Linked DNA regions of Homo sapiens: region 2 is linked to region 1. Evidence: chromatin loops called from intact Hi-C (ENCODE). Cell type or tissue: dorsolateral prefrontal cortex. All regions are shown on one strand. Links, peaks and the distances in the headings refer to the core of each region. The heading gives the core; the rest is flanking DNA. Region 1 holds the start of LOC124904705 (a long non-coding RNA gene). Region 2 overlaps CLIP3 (CAP-Gly domain containing linker protein 3).

Region 1 (10,504 bases), core at 1,243-9,242:
ATTTGGGAGGCCAAGGAGGGCGGATTACTTGAGGTCAGGAGTTGGAGACCAGCCTGGTCAACATGGTGAAACCCTGTCTCTACTAAAAATACAAAAATTAGCTGGGCATGGTGGCGGGTGCCTGTAGTCCCAGCTACTTTGGAGGCTGAGGCAGGAGGATCACTTGAGGCCAGGAGTTTGATGCCGCAGTGAACCATGATTGCAGCACTGCACTCCAGCGTGGGAGGCAGCAAGACACTGTCTCTAAAGTAAGTAAATAAATAATAATAATAAAATAAAAAATACAGAAGAACTTAATTGGGATCATCTTATAGTCAATTGTGTGACATAGTTTATATTTTGCCTTTTTTTTCCTTTTGTGGTACCTAAAATAATGCTATTTTTTATCACTGATGGCATCTGAGGTTTTGTTGACATATAAGATGTATATCTCAATTTGTATTGTTATGGAGTGCATGTTTGTGTCCCTCTAAAATTCATTTGTTGAAACCATAAGCCCCAGTGGGGTAGTATTTGAAGATGGGCCTTTGGGAGGTAGTTAGGTCATGAGGGTGGAGCCCTCATGAATGGGACTAATGTCCTTGTTAGAAGAGATGGGAGAGTCCGGGCGTGGTGGCTCATGCCTGTAATCCCAGCACTTTGGGAGGCCGAGGCGGGTGGATCATCTGAGGTCTGGAGTTCGAGACCAGCCTGACCAACATGGAGAAACCCCGTCTCTACTAAAAAATACATATTAGCCAGGCATGGTGGTGCATGCCTGTAATCCCAGCTACTCAGGAGGCTGAGGCAGGAGAATCACTTGAACCTGGGAGGTGGAGATTGCGGTGACCCGAGATCATGCCATTGCACTCCATCCTGGGCAACAAGAGTGAAACTCCATCTCAAAAAAAAAAAAAAAAGAAGGAGACAGGAGAGAGCTTGCTTCTCTGCTCTCTACTCTCTGCCATATGAAGATGCAGTAAGAGGATGGCCATCTTGGGCAGGGCACACTGGCTCACACCTGTAATCCCAGCATTTTGGGAGGCCAGGATGGGAGGATAGCTTGAGCTCAGGAGTTTGAGAACAGCGTGGGCAGCATGGTGAAATCCTGTCTCTACTCAAAAAAAACAAAATAGCCAGGTGTAGTGGTGCACACCTGTGGTCCCAGCTACTCGAGAGAGTAAGGCAGGAGAATTGCCTCAGCCTGGGAGATCAAGGCTGCAGTGAGCTGTGATTGCACCAGTGCACTCCAGCCAGGTGACAGAACAAGACCTTGTCAAAAAACAAAACAAAACAAACCATCTGCAAACCAGGAAGAGAGTCCTCCAGACTTTGGAGCTGCTGGCACCTTGATCTTGGACTTCTCAGCCTCTAGCACTTGTGAGAAATAAATGTGTGTTGTTTAAGCCACCCAGCTCATGGTATTCTTAGCCCAGACTAAGATGCATATCAATACACACATGTGCACACACCCACCCCACTAACATGATAAAATGTCCCTCAGAAACTTTGTGTGTTTTTTTTTTTTTTTTTTTTTAAATAAGAACAGGGTCTCACTCTTGCTCAGGCTGGAGTACAGTGGTGCAATGTCAGCTCACTGCAGCCTCCACCTCCTGCCTGGACTCAAGAGATCCTTCTGCCTCAGCCTCTTGAGAAGCTAGGACCACAGGTGTATGCCACCACACCCAGCTAATTTTTTCGTTTCTATTTTTGTAGATACAGGGTCTCACTATGTTGCCCAGGCTGGTCTCGAACTCCTGGGCTCAAGGGATACTCCCACCTCGGCCTCCCAAAGTGCTGGGATTACATGCATGAGCTTCTGCACCTGTCCATATATTATTATTATTATTATTATTTTGAGACCGGGTCTCAATCTGTCTTCTTTGGCTCTCTACAGCCTCGACCTCTTAGGCTCAAACAATTCTCCCACTTCAGCCTCCCGAGTAGCTGGAACTACAGGCACTCATCACCATGCCTGACTAATTTTTTTTTTGTAAAGACTGTGTCTCACTATGTTGCCCAGACTGGTCTTGAGCTCCTAGACTCAAGCGATCCTTCCACCTCAGTCTCACAAATTGCTGGGATTACAGGCATGAGCCACGCACATGGTAGAAACTGAATTATTATAAGAAAAATTGGCCGGACCCGGTGGCTCACGCCTGTAATCCCAACACTTTGGAAGGCCAAGGCAGGTGGATCATTTGAGGTCAGGAGTTTAAGACCAGCCTGGCCAACATGGTGAAACCCCGTCTCTATTAAAAATACAAAAATTAGCCAGGCATGGTGGCGGGCGCCTGTAATCCCAGTTACTCGGGAGGCTGAGGTGGGAGAACCATTTGAACCTGGGAAGTGGAGGTTGCTATGAGCCAAGATCACACCACTGCACTCCAGCCTGACAAGACTCTGTCTCAAAAACCCAAAACCAAAACAAAACAAAACAAAAAAACAGTATTACCAAGATCATCTTCAGTGGGAAAAGAATGACTTAGGAGTGCAAGAACATCAGATAAATAACAGCAAAATTATTTTTCCTGCTGGAATTTGAATAACAACATTTTAAAATTAAATACTCTAAGTATTACCATTAAACTTTACTTTACACACTGACCCTATTGAGCAAAACCGCCTTACTTTTCCTGTTTCACCTGCTTGGAGCTCCTTACCTGTTGTTAGCCTGTTGATCACTCTTGGTTGTGAAAATACAAAGGCGGCTTTCAACCCCTGTGGTGCCTGTGGCGTTAGTGATAGATTTCCACTGGGCTCATCCGAGTATAACCAAAGATATAACCGGTATCAGAGTGATGGTGCAAACTGAGTTCTCTACAGAGACTGGCATTGCATCCAACTTGCACCATGAAGCGTCTTCTCCTAACATCTACCAGGTGTATATTCAATATACACGACCTATATTTACAGTTATATATTATGAAGAACCACAGCTAGCTCATAGGCCCTTTGGGAGAATTAGAAATAGATGCTCCCTCCCCAAACCATCTGTCAGAAAATCATGCAAGATACTGACATTAGAACATGACACTTTACTGCCATCTCCTGGGAAGCTGTGGTAAAAAAGCAAATCTACAAAGTCTGGGAGGTGAATGGTATCACTTGGATTTTATTTATTTATTTATTTATTTATTTATTTATTTATTTTTTATTTTTATTTTTATTTTTAGACAGGGTCCCTCTATGTTGCCCAGGCTGAAGCGCAGTGGCTATTCACAGGTGCTATCCCACTACTGATCAGCATGAGAGTGTTGACCTATGTTTCCTAGGTCGGTTCCCATTCCCAGGAGGTCATCATATTGATGCCAAACTTAGTGTGGACACCCAAGTGGCACAGTGCACTCCAGTCCAGAAGCCCTGGGCTCAAGCAATCCTCTTGCCTCAGCCTCCCGGGTAGCTGGGACTAGAGCAGCGTGCCACTGTGCCCAGCCACGTGGAATTTTGAAGCGCACAATCGGAGCACCATATTGGACAACCTTGGAGTATTAAACAGGTTAGCAAAGTGGCCAGGAGAGTGGATGCTGGAGCCAGGCTTCTTGGATTGAATTCTTAGCTCTGACTTTTCCTGGATGATGACATAGAGCATGTGATGTAACGACTCTCAGCCTCAGTTCCTAATCTATAGATAGGAATAGTCATAATACTGACTCCATTAGATGGAAATGTGAACTCCGAATATCTGAGTCAGGTCTCAATTAATTCAGAAAGTTTATTTTGCCAAGGTTGAGGATATGCACCCATGACACAGCCTTAGAAGGTCCTGACGACATGTGCCCAAGGTGTTCGGGGTACAACTTGGTTTTATACATTTCAGGGAGATATGAGACATCAATCAACATATGTTAAGATGTACATTGGTTCTGTCTGGAAAGGCAGGACAACACAAAGCAGGGAGGGGGCTTCCAGGTCACAGGTAGGTGAGAGACAAATGGTTGCATCCTTTTGAGTTTCTGGTTAGCTTTTCCAAAGGAGGCAATCAGAATATGCCTCTCTCAGTGAGTACAGGGATGACCTTGAATAGAAAGGGAGGCAGGTTTGCCCTAAGCAGTTCCCAGCTTGACTTTTCCCTTTAACTTAGTGATTTGGGGCCCCCAGGATTTATTTTCCTTTCACAGGAGTAATGGTTAAGTGTGCCAGTGCATGTAAAGCCCTCAGAGTAGTGCCTGGCACAGGGTGAACACCATATGAGTGTTTGCTACCTTAATACTTTAAAATTTATTTAACAAATACTTGCTAAGTGGCAGGTGCAGTTATAACAGCTCCACGAATATTAACCCTTTAAATCCTCCTAACCCTCTTGGGACAGATAACTGTATATGTAGAGGGCTAACCCGAGCCAGCATAATGGGACATGTGAGGGTATAAATTCCAATACTGGGCACAGTGCTGCACGCCTGTAATCCCAGCTACTCAGGAGGCTGAGGTGGGAGGATCACTTGAGGCCAGGACTTGGAGAGCAGCCTGGGCAACATAGCAAGACCCCATCTCTAAATTTTTTTTTTTTTGAGATGGAGTTTCGCTCTTGTTGCTCAGGCTGGAGTGCAGTGGCGCAATCTTGGCTCACTGCAACCTCCGCCTCCTGGGTTCAAGCGATTCTTCTGCCTCAGCCCCCAAGTAGCTGGGATTACAGGCATACGCCACCAGGCCCGGCTAATTTTGTATTTTTAGTAGAGATAGGGTTTCATCATGTTGGCCAGGCTGGTCTCGAACTCCTGACCTCAGGTGATCCGCCCGCCTCAGCCTCCCAAAGTGCTGAGATTACAGGCGTGAGCCACCGCACCTGGCCTAAAATTTTTTTAAAAAAATTATCCGGGGGTGGCGGTACGTGCCTATAGTTCCAGCTACTCGGGAGGCTGAGGCAGGAGGGTCACTTAAGCCCAAGAGTTGGAAGCTGCAGTAAGCTATGATTGCACCACTGCACTCCAGCCTAAGTGACAGTGTTAGACCCTGTCTTAAAAAAAGGGAGGTGGGGAAAGAAAAGAAAGAAAAAGAAATTCTTCTGCATTTATACGGGCAGTAGGGGGAGAAAATAAAACGAAGTTCAGTAGGCACGTGCAGATATCATATATCCCTTTCTGGGACACGTGACTGGAATTTCCACACTCCAGGAGGGTTTCTATAGACTCCCCGAGAAGGAATGAAGACTTTGGGGAATGGGAACGGTGGTTCACGATTCATAATCTCTTACAGGACTCTCGAAGATTGGGGTGGGCGCTGCATGTGATTGTGTGTGAGGCTGAACAGATGGCAGGGGAAACTCGCTGGAGCCCAGCCTCCTTGGGGTCCACACTGGTACCCAACTGACAGTTGGAAGGCGCGGCCAGTTCAGCACCGCGGACAGCTCCAGGACAGGCGCCTATCCCTGGCCTCTGAGCCCCGCCCCCGGCGCGCCAGCCCTTCCCGCAGGACCCGCCCAGATTTAAAGCTCCGTCATCCCGTTTAAAGAGGCCAAGGCGGCCTGGGCGGCGATGACACCGCGTCCAGCTGTGGTTACAGACTAATTCTCCCACAGAGACTCAGACTGGCCTGGTAGGGAAGAGGACTTTATTGGGATGTTAGTAGGGAAACATGAGAGGGTGAATTCCAGGGAATAGACACTAGGACCAAGGTGGCGGTCACCTTAAAGAGCCATAAATAAACTTAAAAAATAAATTAAGGTGAGGAGGTGCCACGTGGGGAGGCTGCTGGGACTATCTGGGAATTCTTAGGGATGGAATTTTGGAATTGGAAAGGGGAAATAAGAATTTCCAGCCGTCTCACAAAAGGGTGTGAAATGATCACTTCAAGACTCCCTGCTGCCCTAGGCTGGGAGTTGGGGTTCTGGGGCTCCAGGAAGAGGGGAGGTCTGGGCTCGGCTGAAGGGGTGAAGGGGGCCGGGTCAGGGTCGTTCCTCCAGGAAGCGGTAAGTGGGGTTCTCATAGCCGTGCCGCTGCAGTTCGCGGAGCTGCTGCTCCTCCAGGGTCAGCATGGGGTCCACCTGCAACGAGCAGGGGAGGGAAAGGACAGTGTGGTGCGGGGGCGGGACTGCCCGCAAGTCTCTCAGGCCGCCCACACCCGGGCTCAGGAACTCTTCCCACACCTCCACCACGCCATGGTTCTCACCTCCACCACGCCATGGCTGATAGCCCCGTAGGGCTTCTTCCTGCGCAGGAGCAGCATGGAGAGGACGATGAGGGAGCCTCCGCCCGCTCCCATGATCAGCAGACCCGACACAGCCTCACGGGACACCCCTGTCCCAGCTGGTGCCTGCAGGGAGAGGAGATGGGGCAGAGGGCTTCTTTGAGGGTCCTGTGTGGCTTTGGGAATCACAGCCTGGCCGCTGACCTCTGGTCTCTTCCCCTAGGTACCCGGCTGTTCCTCCTCTTACCAGCTCATCCCTCTGAATCTCCGATGAGTGGAAAGGGAAACCCCTTGGAACAGACGCATTCACCTGGGGGAGCAGGAGGTGTCAGGAACCCAGAAGCCTGGCACTGGCTTCTTCCTACCCAAGGGCCCAAGAGAGCGTCCCCCAGCCCTCTCATTTTCTAGGATCTCAATTCCACGTCCTCAGCTCCCTCTTCCCTCAGGACAAGGAATCCAAGCCCCCAGCATCTCCTCCCTCGTACCCAGCCATATAGGCCCCGATCTTGTTCCCCTTAGGGAGCCCACAGTTCTGACTAACTTACCTTTCGCTCATACTGTTCCAGCGGGTTCATCTTCTCTTTCTCAGGGGATGCAGCATCTTGTTCTGTGGACCCTACCCCCAAGTCTGATCTCATTCTTTTTTTTTTTCTTTAGACAGAGTCTCACTCTGTCACCCAGGCTGGAGTGCAGTGGCATGATCTCAGCTCACTGCAGCCTCAACTTCCTGGGCTCCAGTGATCCTTCTACGTCAGCCTCCTGAGCAGCTGGGACTACAGACATGCCCCACCACACCCAGGTAATTTTTAAATTATTTGTAGGTACAGGGTCTCATTATGTTGCCCAGGCTGGTCTAGAACTCGTGGCCTCAAGGGATCCTCCTGCCTCAGCCTCTGAAAGTGCTAGGATTACGGGTGTGAGTCACCAGCGCCTGGCCCTATCTCATTCTTTAGGGTCCAGAGGAGGGGGCTGGAAAGTACATCAAACTCTACCCCAGGGGGTCTGAGGTTCCCAATGGATGGACCCTGTTTCCTTCTGGGTTCAGGGATTCAGTGGGATTTGGAGGCTGGGGTTAACTGTGAGACACTCACCTTTTGGAAGGGTCATGGGGGTGTCTGCTGGCAGCCAGAGGAAGCAAGGGAGTGGAACAGTGAAGAGAGGAGGGTATCAGCAAAGAAAGGTGGAGAAACATCCTTCCAGGGACTAAGAAGGAGGATTGGGGATCCTACAGAGGCCCCTGCAACCTTAGACGTTCCTCCTCATCCTCTCCCAGTCACTGTGGTGGTGAAGACACCCTCAGACTCTAGGGGATTACAAATTAGGCTGGGGCCTGTTCCCTAATGTCTGGGGTCATCTATATGTGGGCTCACTCACCATCCTTGGAATCTGGAGGCTGCAGCCCACCCTTGTCCTCGCTGCTGCCCCCAGGGGCAGGGGCTTCCAATTCACTGGGACCCAGGTGTTCAGAGTGGAGGAGTTCCTCTGAGGGGGACATGCAGAAAGGTGGCTGAGGTAGTGAGCATAGGGGTGAGTGGAGGGCACCCTACCAGTAGAGCAAGTGGGAGATCATGCAGACAGCAGAGTCAGCCCCAAGTGTGGGGTAGCCAGAAGTGTGATCTGAGAAAGTGGGAAGCTGGATGGAGGCACTGCTGGCAGGAAGGATGGAGGCTGAAGTTTCAAGATTATGTTTTTTTTTTGTTTTTTTTTTTTTGAGACAGAGTCTCACTCTTGTTGCCCAGCTGGAGTGCAATGATGCGATCTCAGCTCACTGCAACCTCCACCTCCCGGGTTCAAGCAATTCTCTTGCCTCAGCCTCCTAAGTAGCTGGGATTACAGGCAAGCGACATCATGCCCGGCTGATTTTTGTATTTTTAGTAAAGACGGGGTTTCACCATGTTGGCCAGGCTGGTCTCGAACTCCTGACCTCAAGTGATCCACCCGCCTCGGCCTCCTAAAGTGCTGGGATTATAGGCGTGAGCCACCGCGCCTCAAGATGATAGCTTTCTTAAATACTAGGAGAATCAGGGTTATGTGTGAGATATCCAGGAGAAAGACACAATAGATGTGGGGGCTGCAATAGGTCACACTTTCCGGTATGCATATAGGTTCCTTCCCTTGAATCTGGACTGAATTTGTAACTTGCTTTAACAAATAGAATGTGGGCCCAAGCCTTAAGACCTAGCAACTTCCACTGTGATGTCTTAGAGAGCATAAACCACCATGTAGGGAATCTAGCTACCCTGCTGATGAGACCACATGGAGAAGCTCCACGGAGAAGAGAGGCCTTGCGCTTCCTTGGAGAGAGAGAAAGGTCCATTTGTGCTAGACTCCCAGCCCCTAGATGATCTGCTAGCTAAATACAGCTGCATGCTTGACCACTGGCAAGACCACTGAAAGAACCACTCTGCTGAGCGCAGACCGGATGGCAGAATCATGAACAAAGAAAAATCATTGTTGATTTTCACTGCTAAGGTCTGGGCTGTTTGTTATAGAGGAATAAATGAAATTGGGGGGGCCCAACATTTAGGAGTCAAGATCTGCCCTCAGAGATCTGTAATGGGAGCCAGGGTAATAGACACTCACGGATTTGGGGCCGCAGCTCCTGAGCCAGGTGGGGGTTCTGGTCAAGCAGGCCCAGGCTCTGATTCACCCTCTCCTCAATCACTTGAAGGTGGGTATGCACCTGTGGGTGAGTGGACATGAAGGATGAACTGCGCAATGCAGGCTGGAGATGAGGAAACTGAAGCAGTATGAAGGAGGAATTCAATAGCGACTGAGGAAAAGCGGCACATGCAATGGACAGGATGTGTGGTACAAGGGTTAGGAACTGGGCCATAGGAGAAGGAAATTGAAGAATAAAGTCCAAGGAACAGAAAGTGGGGTTTGAGGGGATTCCAGAGACAGAGATTGAGGATTGGAGGGTCATATAGAAATGACATGGTTCAAGGCAAGATTTGGAGTTCAAGAGCACAGAATGGAGTTTCATAGACAGGAAGAAAACATCCAGGAAAGGGGAATTCAAATTTGAGCGCACAGAACAGGGGTTCCAGGGAAAACAAGTGAAGTTATGGAGAAAGGAGGTTGAGGGACAGGAAGAGGGTTCAAGGAACAAGAAGGAGATTCTCGACCGGGCGCGGTGGCTCATGCCTGTAATCCCAGCACTTTGGGAGGCCGAGGTAGGCAGATCACCTGAGGTCAGGAGTTTGAGACTAGCCTGGGCAACATGGCAAAACCCTGTCTCTGCTAAAAATATTAGATTGGTGCAAGTTATTGGGGTTTCTGGCCGGGCATGGTGGCTCACGCCTGTAATCCCAGCACTTTGGGAGGCCGAGGTGGGCAGATCACCTGAGGTCAGGAGTTCGAGACCAGCCTGGGCAACATGGCAAAACCCTGTCTCTGCTAAAAATATTAGATTGGTGCAAAAGTTATTGGGGTTTCTGGCTGGGCATGGTGGCTCACGCCTGTAATCCCAGCACTTTGGGAGGCCAAGGCAGGCAGATCACCTGAGGTCAGGAGTTCAAGACCAGCCTGGCCAACATGCTGAAACCCGTGTCTACCAAAAATACAAAAATTAGCTGGGGCCGGGCGTGGTGGCTCACACCTGTAATCCGAGTACTTTAGGAGGCCAAGGGTGGATCACCTGAGGTCGAGTTCAAGACCAGCCTGACCAGTATGGTGAAACCCTGTCTCTACTAAAAATACAAAAATCAGCCAGATGTGGTGACACCCGCCTGTAGTCCCAGCTACTCAGGAGGCTGAGGCAGGAGAATAGCTTGAACCCAGTAGGCGGAGGTTGCAGTGAGCCCAGATCATGTCACTGCACTCCAGCCTGGGAAACAGAGCGAGACTCTGTCAAAAAAAAAAAAAAAAATTAGCCCAGTGTGGTGGCAGGCTCCTGTAATCCCAGCTACTCGAGAGGCTGAGGCAGGAGAATTGCTTGAACCCAGGAGGTGGAAGTTGCAATGAGCCAAGATCGCACACTGCTCTCCTGCCTGGGCGACAGAGCAAGAACCTGTCTCAAAAAAAAAAAAAAAAAAAAGACGATTCTGGGAAAGGCAGTGAAAATCCAAGGGACAGAACATAGGATCGACGGCGGGGGGAGTAGGAATCCAAGGGCCAAGAAGCAGGGGTCAAAGACACAGCATGTGAGGGTCCATGTTTCAGGGTCAGGAAGCTGAGCTGAGAGACTGGGAAGGGGCAGAGAAGCGGTGTTCAGGGGATAGGAAGGGGTCCAAGAGACAGAAAGAGGGTCTAAGGGACAAGAGAAGAGCCTGAGGCGCGGGCGTCTGAGGAATAGCGGCGCATTTGGGAGCTGGAAGGATGTGAGCACCTGGAAGCGCATCTGCTGTGCCTTCTCGGGATCCACGGCGGCCACATGCTGGTAGTGGCGCAGCGTGTG
Region 2 (11,936 bases), core at 327-8,326, 150 kb before region 1:
CCCCCGAGGGCCACCGAGGACCATGACTAAGACAGATCCTGCCCCGATGGCCCCGCCACCCCGAGGAGAGGAGGAAGAAGAGGAGGAGGAGGATGAACCCGTCCCCGAGGCCCCCAGCCCCACCCAGGAGCGCCGGCAGAAGCCTGTTGTGCACCCCTCGGCACCTGCCCCCCTCCCTAAGGACTACGGTAACCACTGTCCCCACCCTGGAATCTGGCCTGGAGCGTTGGGTGGCCGGGGAGGGTGGGCTGTGCTCTGCTGGTGGTGATGGTGGGAGAATTCTGGGGAATTTGAAGGTGGTCCAGAGGAATCTTGGCTGCAGAGCACCCCTCGTTAATTCATTCATTCACCCATTGGAGAATGGAATTGTAATACTCCTAGTCTTTGACTCATGACACATCATTCCATCATTTAGTCATTCAACAATCATTTTTTGAAAGCGGCTGTGGACCTGGCTTTATGCTAGGGGCTGGGGCCACAGCAGGGGGCAAGAGAGACCCAGTCTTTGCCCTGAGACAACTCACAGGCCTCAGTAACAGCCACACAAATAGGTATTAAACCATAATGTAATTTTTCACATTTAGGTTTATATGCAAGAAAGAAAAATATAATGTAATATAAATATGTAATTACAAGACATTATGAAAATTGTATTTACCATAAACAAGCTGCTGCAAGAGTTTTTTAAGACATTGTTTCCCTGAGGAGGTTACAGTTGAGAAGACTGGAGGGTGAGTTGGGGTTAACTAAGAGAAGGGTCAGGGGAAAGGGCTCCCAGGAGAGGTAACCGCTGGGTAAAGGATCTGAGGTAGGAGGGTATGGAGCTGAGAGGGCGGCCTCTTGGAGAAACTGAAAGTGTCTAATCATTGACCGAGCGATATTTATCGAGTGCTGCTACTCTGTGACAAGCCTTATGCTGGGTGCCGGAGATTTAATCCTAAGTGATCCAGGCATGATCCTCCCTTGCAGGAGAGAAGGAGAGACTAAACAAGTGAACAGATAAATAAATCAGAAATCAGATAAATTCAGATTGGAGCAAGTGCTATGAAAGAAAGAAAAGGTGGGCTGGGCATGGTGTCTCACGCCTGTAATCCCAGCACTTTGGGAGGCTGAGGCCAGCGGATCACCTGAGGTCAGGAGTTTGAGACCAGCCATGGCCAACATGGTGAAACCCCATCTCTACTAAAAATACAAAAATTGGCTGGGTATAGTGGCATATGTCTGTAATCCCAGCCACTCGGGAGGCTGAGGCAGTAGAATCGCTTGAACCTGGGAGGCAGAGGTTGCCCAAGATCGAGCCACTACACTCCAGCCTGAGTGACAGAGTAAGACTGTCTCAAAAAAAAAAAAAAAAAAGAAAAAAAAAAAAAAGAAAAGAAAAAAAGAAAAAAGAAAAAGAAATTAAAGGTGGAGATACGATAATGACTAGGGGGCAGCTACCTGCAGGGGTAGTCAGGGCTGCTCTTTCTGAGTAGGTAACATTTAGTTTGGGACCCAGAGCATGGGGAGGAATCAGCCATAAGAGAGCTGGAAAAAGAGTGTTCCAGGCAGACAGCAGCAAGTGCAAAGGCCCTGAGGCAGAATTGAACTTGGAACAGAAAGATCCTGGAGCTGCATTCAGGGAATGATCGAGGTTGAGGTGAGAGGTTGGCATAGGCCAGATCTGGAAGGGCCTTCAAGGCTACAGTGAGGACTTTGGTTATATTCTAAGTGGGACAGGGGAGAAGAGTGGCAAGGGGAGGGTGTTTAAGAGCAGAGGAGTGGCAGGTCTGATTTGTAGTTTGAAAGCTCCCTCTGGGTACTGGGTAGAAGGGGATGGAGTGCAGCCAGAGTTGGATGTAGGAGGGGAATTTGGAAGATATGCAGGCTGGGAATCCCCGGCAGCTGTGAGGTTCAGAAACCAGGTTCAGAGAGTCAGCGTTGCCAGGATAGAGCAAGACAGATGGCATCCATGGACATGTCACCCACTAGAGGTAGATCAGGGAGACTACAAGTTGACTTCAGTCTAATAGAAAAATAAGAAAGTTGGCTAGGCACAGTGGTTCTGGCTTATAATCCTAGCACTCTAGGAGGCCAAGGTGGGAGGATTGCTTGAGGCCAGGAGTTCGAGATCAGCCTGGGCAATGGAGCAAGACCCCATCTGTACAGAAAATTTAGAAATTAGCCAGGCATGGTGGGTACCTGTAGTCCCAGCTACTCCAGAGGCTGAGGTGGGAGGATCACTTGAGCCTGAGAATTCGATGCTGCAGTAAGCTAGGATTGCACCACTGCACTCCAGCTTGGGTGACACAGTGAGACCCTGTCTCAAAAAAAGAAAAAAGTAAAAGGAAGTTATCTGGGGCCTGAGGTCGGGGGGGTGCTGTACCTCAGAAAACTGGAAAATCTCCTTTGGAAATGCAGCTGGAGGTGGCTGGGGCCTCTGACTCAGTGGGAGGTCGGAGGGTATAGGCTGAGCCCTCCAAGCAGTCTTGCTTGTAGAGCGGGAGAGGTTTTGTCCCAGAATGTGAAGAAATCTGGAAATGTGGTCGAGGACAGGGAGAAGGCTAAGGTGGACTCCAAGAGGAAATCATGTATCTGTTAAATTTGTACATTAATTCAACAGAGATTGACTGAGCACCTACTGTGTGCCATGTGCTGTGCCTGGCCTTGGGGATAAAGGAGTGAATGAGGCAGAATAGAATCATAGCATTTAGATCCTAGTGAGGGAAGAAGAGAGGAAATGAAGGAGGGAGAAAGAGGAGTAAACATGTCAAGTAGTGATATGAGCTATGATAAAAATAAATAAATAAATAAAGGGCTGGGCATGGTGGCTCACACCTGTAATTTCAGTGCTTTGGGAAGCCAAAGTGGGAGGATCACTTGAGCCCAGGAGTTCGAGACCAGCCTGGGCAACATAGCAAAACGTTGTCACTACAAAAAAAAAAAAAATTGCTGGGCATGGTGATGTATACTGTAGTCCTAGCTACCAGGGAGGCTGAAGCAGGAGGATCACTTGAACCCAGGAGTTCAAGGCTGTAGTGAGCTATGATCATACTATTGCATTCCAACAGACCCTATTTTTTTTTTTTTTTTTGAGACGGACTCCAGGCTGGAGTGCAATGGTGCAATCTTGGCCCACTGCAACCTCTGCCTTCCGAGTTCAAGCGATTCTCCTGCCTCAGCCTCCTGAGTAGCTGGGATTACAGGCACTCACCACCACGCCCAGTTAATTTTTGTATTTTTAGTAGAGATGGAGTTTCACCATGTTGGTCAGGCTGGTCTCGAACTGCTGACCTCATGATCTGCCAGCCTTGGCCTCCCAAAGTGCTGGGATTCCAGGCGTGAGCCACCATGCCCAGCCAAGACCCTATCTCTAAAAAAAAAAAAAAAAAAAAAAAAAAAAAGAGTAGGAGATGGAGAAGGGCGGGTGCCGATTTAGACAGTGTGGTTTGGGAAGGCCTCTCTGAGGAGATGACATTTGAGCAAAGATTTATAAAGCTTTGTGAAGATGTGTGGGAAGTCTATCCTGAGTGAGAAGAACAGCAAGTGCCAAGACCCTGAGACAAGAATTTGCTTGGCACGTGGGAGGGACAGAGGGAGCCCAGTGTGGGAAATGAGGGAAGGGGAATAAGTGAGGGGAGAGGGCTGAGAACTGAGGGGCTGGATGTGCAGAGCCCTGAGGGCCGTGGGGAAGACTTTGGTCTGTACTCTGGATGGGTTGGGAGCTGGAGGAGGGTTCTAAGCCAAGAAGGGCTATGATGTGACTGCAGTTCTAAAAGGAGCATGCCGGCTGATTCCTGGAGACACCTTCTATGTGGCACTTCCCTGGGCTGTGTATAATCTGATCATTCATGTAGTCGTTCATTCACCACGCACTGAGTTCCTGCCACGTGCCAGGGCCCTGTGCTGGGTGCTGACGTCACAGAGAGCAGTACTCCTTAGAGTCGAGTGGGAAGAGACAGAAGTGCCTCTAGGCACCACCCTGGCTGGGCACAGGTTGATTCCTGCTCATGGATACATTTTATTTTATTTTCATTTTTATTTATTTATTTACTTTTTTTGAGATGGAGTCTCACTCTCTGTCACCCAGGCTGGAGTGCAGCGGCGCCATCTCAGCTCACTGCAGCCTTTGCCTCCTGAGTTCAAGTGATTCTCCTGCCTCAGCCTCCCGAGCAGCTGGGATTACCGGCGCCCACCACCACGCCTGGCTAATTTTTGTATTTTTGGTAGAGTCAGGGTTTCACCACGTTGGACCAGGCTGGTCTCGAACTCCTGACCTGAGGTGATCCGCCCGCCCCGGCCTCCAAAAGTGCTGGGATTACAGGCGTGAGCCACCGCGCACAGCCTCTATTTTTATTTTTTATATTTCCAGAGTCAGGGTCTTGCTCTGTTGCCCAGGCTGGCGTGTAGTGGCACAATCATGGCTCACTGCAGCCTTGAACTCCTGGGCTCAAGCAATCCTCCTGTCTCAATCTCCTTGAGTAGCACCAATGCGCACCACCACACCTGGCTAATTTTAAAACTTTTTGTAAAGACAGGGGTCTTGCTATGTTGCCCAGGCTGGTCTTGAACTTATGGGCTCAAGCAATCCTCCTGCCTCAGCCTCCCAACGCATTGGGATTACAGATGTGAACCACTGTGCCCAGTCATGGATACATTTGATGTGGACTGCATGGTATTTGAAACAATTGAGAGAGTTTTATTAAAAACCAGGACTTCTGGCTTTATTTATTTTTGCTCTGGAGATTCAGCCAAACTTCACTCATACTCTCACAGGGCAACAGTGGGTGAGGTCAGTAGCAGTCCCCCTGGACATGCAGACTCCAAGGTACTGCACTCTCTGTCAGGCTTTTGTTTCAGGGGGTGGAGTTTGCTGCTATATGGGAATTGCCTGATCTTCCAACTTTTCAAGACACACTGGGCATCGAGATTTTTATGTGAACCCACCTGAGTTTGAAACCTCATGCTGGCCACACAGAAAATGCCTGTGGGTTGACTGTGGCCCATGTGCCACCAGCTTGAGACCCTGCATTAGAGGCTCTAAAAGGCAAAGACCTACAGCTCCCCTACTGAGGCTGGAAGGAGGGGGTCAGTTGCGTGGGGTGACCTTGGACCTCTTGCCACCCCAGCTTTCACCTTCTTCGATCCCAATGACCCGGCGTGCCAGGAGATCCTGTTTGACCCTCAGACCACCATCCCCGAGCTGTTTGCCATTGTGCGCCAGTGGGTGCCCCAAGTCCAGCACAAGATAGACGTCATCGGCAATGAGGTGAGAACACTGGGGAAACCAGGGGGAGAGGGGATGCGGTTCCCCACATGTGTGGGTGACCCTCCCTGCTCCCCTGGTACTCACAGATTCTGCGCCGAGGCTGCCATGTGAACGATCGTGACGGGCTGACCGACATGACACTGCTCCACTATGCGTGCAAAGCTGGGGCCCACGGAGTCGGTGAGGGCCCCCTACCCCCAAGTCATAAGCCCCAAAGCCTAGGCCCCCAGACCCAACACGCTGAAAACCACCCAGAACTCAGGCCCCATCTGGAACCCGAAGCTTCGGATCCCAAAGTATAGTCCCTGAAGCCCAGGGTCCTCCCCGTGCACTGGGCCCATGCTCTGGAATGGGGGTTCCAAGCTGACCCGGCCTATCGCGCAGGGGACCCCGCGGCAGCCGTGCGCCTCTCGCAGCAGCTGCTGGCGCTGGGCGCAGATGTGACGCTGCGCAGCCGCTGGACCAACATGAACGCGCTTCACTACGCGGCCTATTTTGATGTGCCCGACCTCGTGCGTGTGCTGCTGAAGGGTGCGAGGCCGCGAGGTGAGGAGGAGAGCCCTGGCTGGGAGGGGGCAAGGACCTGGGTGAGGGACGCGGAGACCCAGGTGAGGCCAGGCTGCGAGGGGAAGGAGGACGGTGATCTGAGGAGATAGCGGGAGGTTGGAGGCGTGGGAGAGGGGGCTCAGGGACTACCACTCTAGGGAGGGTCGGGGCTGCCAAGGGAGAGGGGGGCTCCGAGGTGGGGGCGGGGCTCTGCGTCGGAGGCTCTGGGACCTGCAAGTTAAGAGATGAGCCCCGAGGTGGGAGGAGGGCTGGGGTCCCACAGGCGCTCACCCGGAACCCCTCCTCTTGCCCACTTCCAGTGGTGAACTCCACGTGCAGTGACTTCAACCACGGCTCAGCCCTGCACATCGCTGCTTCCAGCCTGTGCCTGGGCGCCGCCAAATGTTTGCTGGAGCACGGCGCCAACCCTGCGCTGAGGGTACTGCCACCCTTGCCCAGAACCCGTTACCCTCCTGCTCCCTTCCTCCCCCACTTCCCTCCAGCAGGTCTCTGCGTTTCCCGTGACTCCCCAAATACTACAAATGCCGTCTGTACATTCAGCAAATGCAATAACAGCTGAAATATGCCTAGTGTTCATTACATGTCAGGTGAAGTCTATTATAAGCCTTGTTTTACAATGGGGAAACTGAGGCAGAGATTAAGGGATCTGCCCAGGGTCATCCAGCCTATCCCATGGCAGTGCATAACAGCATTTCAAGGTCATGAGGAAAGTTGGGCTAGGCCTTCTGTGAATGAGAGGGTTGGTCCTCTCCTAAGCCCTCAATATGATCTTTGACCTCTGACCTATGCATTACCAGGCTCCATCCACAATGCTAATTACCCTGCAGCCGTCCAGGCACATGTATGTTGGGGTAACATGGCCTGTGCCCCTGAGACCCTGCCTCTCCCCATTTTCCACTGGCCCAGAGTTTGACTCCTGACTCTATACCACAGGAGCCCACTCTCACTCTCTCTAATTTTTTTTTTTTTTTTTTGAGACAGAGACTGGCTCTGTCATCCAGGCTGGAGTGCAGTGGTGCAATCTCGGCTCACTGCAACCTCTGCCTACCAGGTTCAAACGATTCTCCTGCCTCAGCCTCCCGAGTAGGTAGAATTATAGGCATGCGCCACCACACCCGGCTAATTTTTGTATTTTTAGTAGAGATGGAGTTTCACCATGTTGGCCAGGCTGGTCTCGAGCTCCTGACCTCAGGTGATCTGCCCACCTCGGCCTCACAAATTGCTAGGATTATAAGCATAAGCCACTGCACCCAGCCCACAGGAGCCCATTCTCAATGTTCATCTCCCACATGTCCTCATTACAGGCTTGGGGTCTCCAGAGATTGCCTCCCTGAGGGCGTGACCTACAGCACTGAAGTGTGGCCCTCATCCCTACTGCCTACACCCCCAGGCCCACCCTCAATTACTTGACACACCCCCAGCCCTGGGTCTCAGGGGTGGGTTTCCCTGGGGATGTGGTCTGCACCTTTCTGCCCTGCCCCTTCTTTTTTTTTTTTTTTGAGACGGAGTCTCGCTCTGTCACCCAGGCTGGAGTGCAGTAGCATGATCTTGGCTCACTGCAACCTCTGCTTCCCGGATTCAAGCGATTCTCCTGCCTCAGCCTCCCGAGTAGCTGGGATTACAGGCACACGCCACCACACCCGGCTAATTTTTGTATTTTTAGTACAGACGAGGTTTCACCATGTTGGCCAGGCTGGTCTTGAACTCCTGACCTCAAGCATCTGCCTGCCTCGGCCTCACAACGTACTGGGATTACAGGCGTGAGCCACCTTACCCCGCCTTGCCCTGACCCTTCTTATTCCCAGGTTGGCCCAGGATATGACCTAGTCTTACCCCTGCATCACCCAGACTGGTGGTCTCTAGGGGCAGGGCCTCCATGGGGGTGTGACCTGTGCCACTGAGTCCCTGCCTTCTTTTCCCATTGGCCCCCAGAATCGAAAAGGACAGGTGCCGGCGGAGGTGGTCCCAGATCCTATGGACATGTCCCTGGACAAGGCAGAGGCGGCACTGGTGGCCAAGGAGCTGCGGACGCTTCTGGAAGAGGCAGTGCCACTATCTTGCGCCCTCCCCAAGGTCACGCTACCCAACTATGACAACGTCCCAGGCAATCTCATGCTTAGCGCACTGGGCTTGCGCCTGGGAGACCGCGTGCTGCTGGATGGCCAGAAGGTCAGGGGCTGGGATGTGTGTTTGCATGGTGGGTGGGGGTGGGACTCAGCCCCTTAATCCCTTGGAGCTGCGTCCTCGGGCAGAGTGCAGTCCCTGCCCTTTGTCTACTTGCCGCCCTAACTATCCACCCAGTACTTGATTTTATCTCAGTTGTTCCGTGGGTGTCTCCTTTGAGCCTCACCCTGTGCTGAGCTCTCCATCCAGGGTGGGAAACAACCCGTCATCTGACAGTGACGGCCGAGAGTGGTCATGGCTGCCATGGGGAGGGGTGAGCAGAGTGATCTGCGCAGCTCTGTGCACCTGTGGCTCCCCCCGGGTCTTGTGGTCCTCGATCAGGCCCCTCTGCTCTCAGAGACAAGTCTGGCTAGGCAAGTCCAGGCCAGAGTGATTGGGGTGTGATGGGGAATGTACCCAAATTGCAGATGTGGAGGAGCAAGCCAGGGAAAGAAAGGGAGAAAGGAGTCTCAGCTTGGGGGAGCGGGTATCACAGCTGAGAGGGCAGAGAGAATCTTCATTTATCCAGGGACTCCAATTTCACTCATTTCCCGGTGTCCCTTGGGCTCCATACGGGACCCAGTCTGTCCTTAGGGAGGGAGGGCTGTGTCTGCCCCCGCCCTGCTGTCATGGGGCTCCACTTGTAATGAAGGGGAGACAGTCAAGAAAGTAAACCTATGGTTGAGATGATTTCTGGGCTGGGCACGGTAGTTCACACCTCTAATCCCGGCATTTTGGGAGGCCGAGGTGGGAGGATCACTTGAGGTCAGGAGTTGTTAGAGACCAGCCTGGGCAACATAGTGAGATCCTGCCTCTATTGAAAAAAAAAAAAAAAGGTAATTTCTGGTAGCAACAAGGGCTGTCAACACCATTACATGTTTGGATTTAGTAAATTGTCCCTGGCTGAATGCTGGAGTGGTTTTAGCTGGGGTGTTCTGAGAAGGCTTCTCTGAGGAGGTGATGTCCAAACTGAGATAGGAAAGAACTTCCTTTGCAAAGATAAGGAAGCAGAGGATGCAGTAGGTATGGAGACCCAGAGGCAGGAAGGGGCAGTGTTGACGAGGGGAGTTATGGGAAGGGCGGTGAGGTGGAGAGGTCAGCAAGGCTGGGTCACAGCAGACCTGTAGGCTACTGGAAGGAGTTTGAATTTTGTTTTTGTGTTTTTGAGACAGGGTCTTGCTGTCACCCAGGCCAGAGTGCAGTGGCACGATCTTGGCTCACAGCAACCTCCACCTCCCAGATTCAAGCTATTCTCATGTCTTAGCCTCCCACGTAGCTGGGATTACAAGTGTGTGCCAACAAGCCTGGGTTTATTTTTATTATTATGATTATTATTATTATTATTTTGAGATGGAGTCTTGCTCTGTCGCCTAGGCTGGAGTGCGGTGGCGCGATCTCAGCTCACTGCAAGCTCTGCCTCCTGGGTTCATGCCATTCTCCTGCCTCAGCCTCCCGAGTAGCTGGGACTACAGGTGCCCACCACCATGCCTGGCTAATTATTTGTATTTTTAGTAGAGAGAGGGTGTCACTGTGTTAGCCAGGATGGTCTTGATCTCCTGACCTCGTGATCCGCCCGCCTCAGCCTCCCAAAGTGCTGGGATTACAGGCGTGAGCCACCGCGCCTGGCCTTTTATTTTTATTTTTAGTAGCAACGGGTTTCACCATATTGGCCAGGCTGGTCTCAAACTCCTGCCCTCAAGCGATTCGCCCGCCTTGGCTCCCAAAGTGCTGGGATTACAGGCATAAGCCACTGCGCCCGGCCCCATCCAGAAAGCATTCTGCTGTGCACGATCTAATCATATCCATTGCACAATTCAGAAGGAAGGTTGGGTTGACTCTTCCCATTTTACAAGCCAGACTATAAGAGGCTCCAACAGGTGAAAACCTTTATCTGAAGACACGGAATACTAATCACTGCCCCTTAGAGAAGCAGCATAGCACAGCGTCATGAACTCAGGCTCAGGGACTTGCCCAGGTAAATCTCAGCTTTGCAACTTCCCACCTGTGGACCTGGAGCCAGTGATTCTGCCTCTTTGGGTGTCAATGTCTTCATCCGTAAATGGAGATAATAATAGTAACCACCTTAGGGGGCTGGTTGAGGTTTAAATTAATTAAAATGCGTAAGGCCATTAGAACAGAGTCCAGCGCATACTAAATGCTCTTTGTGTGTGCCAGGCACTGTTCTAGTCCCTCCACCAACACTCTTAAGATCAGCACTAATTGTCGGGGCGCGGTGCCTCACGCCTGTAATCCCAGCACTTTGGGAGGCAGAGGTGGGCGGATCACGAGGTCAGGAGATCGAGACCATCCTGGCTAACCCGGTGAAACCTCGTCTCTACAAAAAAAATACAAAAAATTAGCCAGGCATGGTGGCAGGTGCCTGTAGTCCCAGCTACTCAGGAGGCTGAGGCAGGAGAATGGCATGAACCCAGGAGGCGGAGCTTGCAGTGAGCCAAGATCATGCCACTGCACTCCAGCCTGGGCCAAAGTGTGAGACTCCGTCTCCAAAAAAAAATAAATAAATAAAAATAAAAAAAGATCAGCACTAATTAATTAGCCTATTATATGGACCAGGAACTGAGGCATGGAGAGGTGAATGAGCCTCCCATAATGATAATAACCACACTCACTAAAGTCTCACTGCAGCTAAGCAAGTTTACATGTGTTAAAAATGTTTCCGCCAAATGTGGTGGCTCATGCCTGTAATCCCAGCACTTTGGGAGGCTGAGGCAGAAGGATCGCTTGAGCCCAGGAATTCGAGACCAGCCTGGGCAACATAGTGAGACCTCATCTCTACTAAAAATGAAAAAATTAACCAGGCATGGTGGCACACACCTATAGTCCTAGCTACTTGGGAGGCTGAAGTGAGAGGATCGCTTGAGCCCAGGAGTTCAAGACCAGCCTGGGCAATCAACATGGTGAGACCTCATCTCTACTAATAATGAAAAAATTAATCAGGCATGGTGGCGCACACCTGTAGTCCTAGCTACTTGGGAGGCTGAAGTGAGAGGATCACTTGTGCCCAGGAGTTTGAGGCTGCACTGTGCCAGGGTCGTGCCACTGCACCCCTGGCATGGGCAACAAAGTGAGACCCTGTCTAAAAAAAAAAAAAGTTTCCGCCAGATGATCACTCCATGAGGTGGCTTACTATCTCTATTTTACAGATGAAACTGAGGCTCAATAAGTCCCCTGACCAAAGTTACAGCATGATAATAGCTAACAGGCTGAGCACAGTGGCTTCACACCTGTAATCCCAGCACTTTGGGAGGCCAAGATGGGGAGGATCGCTTGAGGCCAGGAGTTTGAAACTAACCTGGGCAACATAGGGATACTCCATTTCTATTTTTAACAAAAGTTTGTTGTTGTTGTTGTTGTTTTAATTAGCCAGGCTTTGGTGGCGTTCACCTGTAGTCCCAGCTACTCGGGAGACTGAGGAGGGAAGATTGCTTGAACCCAGGAGTTCAAGGTTACACTGAGCTATGATTGCACCACTGCACTCCAGCCTGGGCCACAGAGTGAGACCCTGTCTCTAAAATAGAAAAAAAATTTCAATAACGAATACTTGCTGATCCTTTACTTAATACCAAGCCCTGTTCTGAGGGCTTTAATTTCTCTATAACAGCCCTGTCCAACAGAGCTTTCTGTAATGGTGGAAATATTCTGTCTGTGCTGTCCAGTAAAGTAGCTACAAGCTACATGTGACAATTGAGCACTTGAAATATGGCTAGTGTGACTGGGGAAATGCATTTTTAATTTAGTTTAAATGTATTGATTTGTATTTTTATTTATTTATATTTTTTCTTGAGACAGAGTCTTGCTCTGTTGCTCAGGCTGGAGTGCAGTGGTGCTATCTGGGCTCACTGCAACCCTCCTGGGTTCAAGCAATTCTCCTGCCTCAGCCTCCCGAGTAGCTGGGATTACAGGCGTGCACCATCATGCCTGGTTAATTTTTGTATTT

What was found. A loop is a pair of places that touch in the nucleus more often than their neighbours do. Peaks named below come from ENCODE experiments on the same cell type or tissue, not always from the same donor. Only the 100,000 strongest peaks of a DNase experiment are listed, where the experiment ranks them.
Region 2: a loop joins it to region 1, with 2.2 times the contacts of the local background. A loop is called at or near these places in 2 of 110 quality-filtered maps.

What each region holds. Positions count from the first base shown.
Region 1 is chr19:35,874,801-35,885,304 of GRCh38, reverse strand. APLP1 (amyloid beta precursor like protein 1) reads right to left here. Exons shown (of 17, transcript NM_001024807.3): 10 at 10,436-10,504; 11 at 8,689-8,788; 12 at 7,480-7,587; 13 at 7,197-7,223; 14 at 6,651-6,721; 15 at 6,353-6,415; 16 at 6,088-6,231; 17 at 5,513-5,962. The coding sequence ends at 5,864. LOC124904705 (a long non-coding RNA gene) reads left to right here and starts at 3,180. Exons shown (of 2, transcript XR_007067245.1): 1 at 3,180-3,478; 2 at 5,176-5,641. It also overlaps the pseudogene RN7SL402P. In dorsolateral prefrontal cortex, for the core only: CTCF peaks have their summits at 2,835, 3,047 (motif pointing left), 5,208 and 5,416; a DNase peak (open chromatin) is centred at 5,364; H3K4me3 peaks cover 1,161 bases; H3K27ac peaks cover 2,477 bases.
Region 2 is chr19:36,020,444-36,032,379 of GRCh38, reverse strand. CLIP3 (CAP-Gly domain containing linker protein 3) reads left to right here. Exons shown (of 14, transcript NM_015526.3): 2 at 1-188; 3 at 5,109-5,248; 4 at 5,335-5,428; 5 at 5,633-5,794; 6 at 6,115-6,233; 7 at 7,748-7,984. The coding sequence starts at 23. All of the region lies in intron 3 of LOC101927572 (a long non-coding RNA gene), which reads right to left. Among named protein-coding and RNA genes, the nearest start is that of CLIP3, 6.5 kb to the left of the region's middle. In dorsolateral prefrontal cortex, for the core only: no CTCF peak of the experiment used is centred there; a DNase peak (open chromatin) is centred at 3,879; H3K4me3 peaks cover 827 bases; H3K27ac peaks cover 617 bases.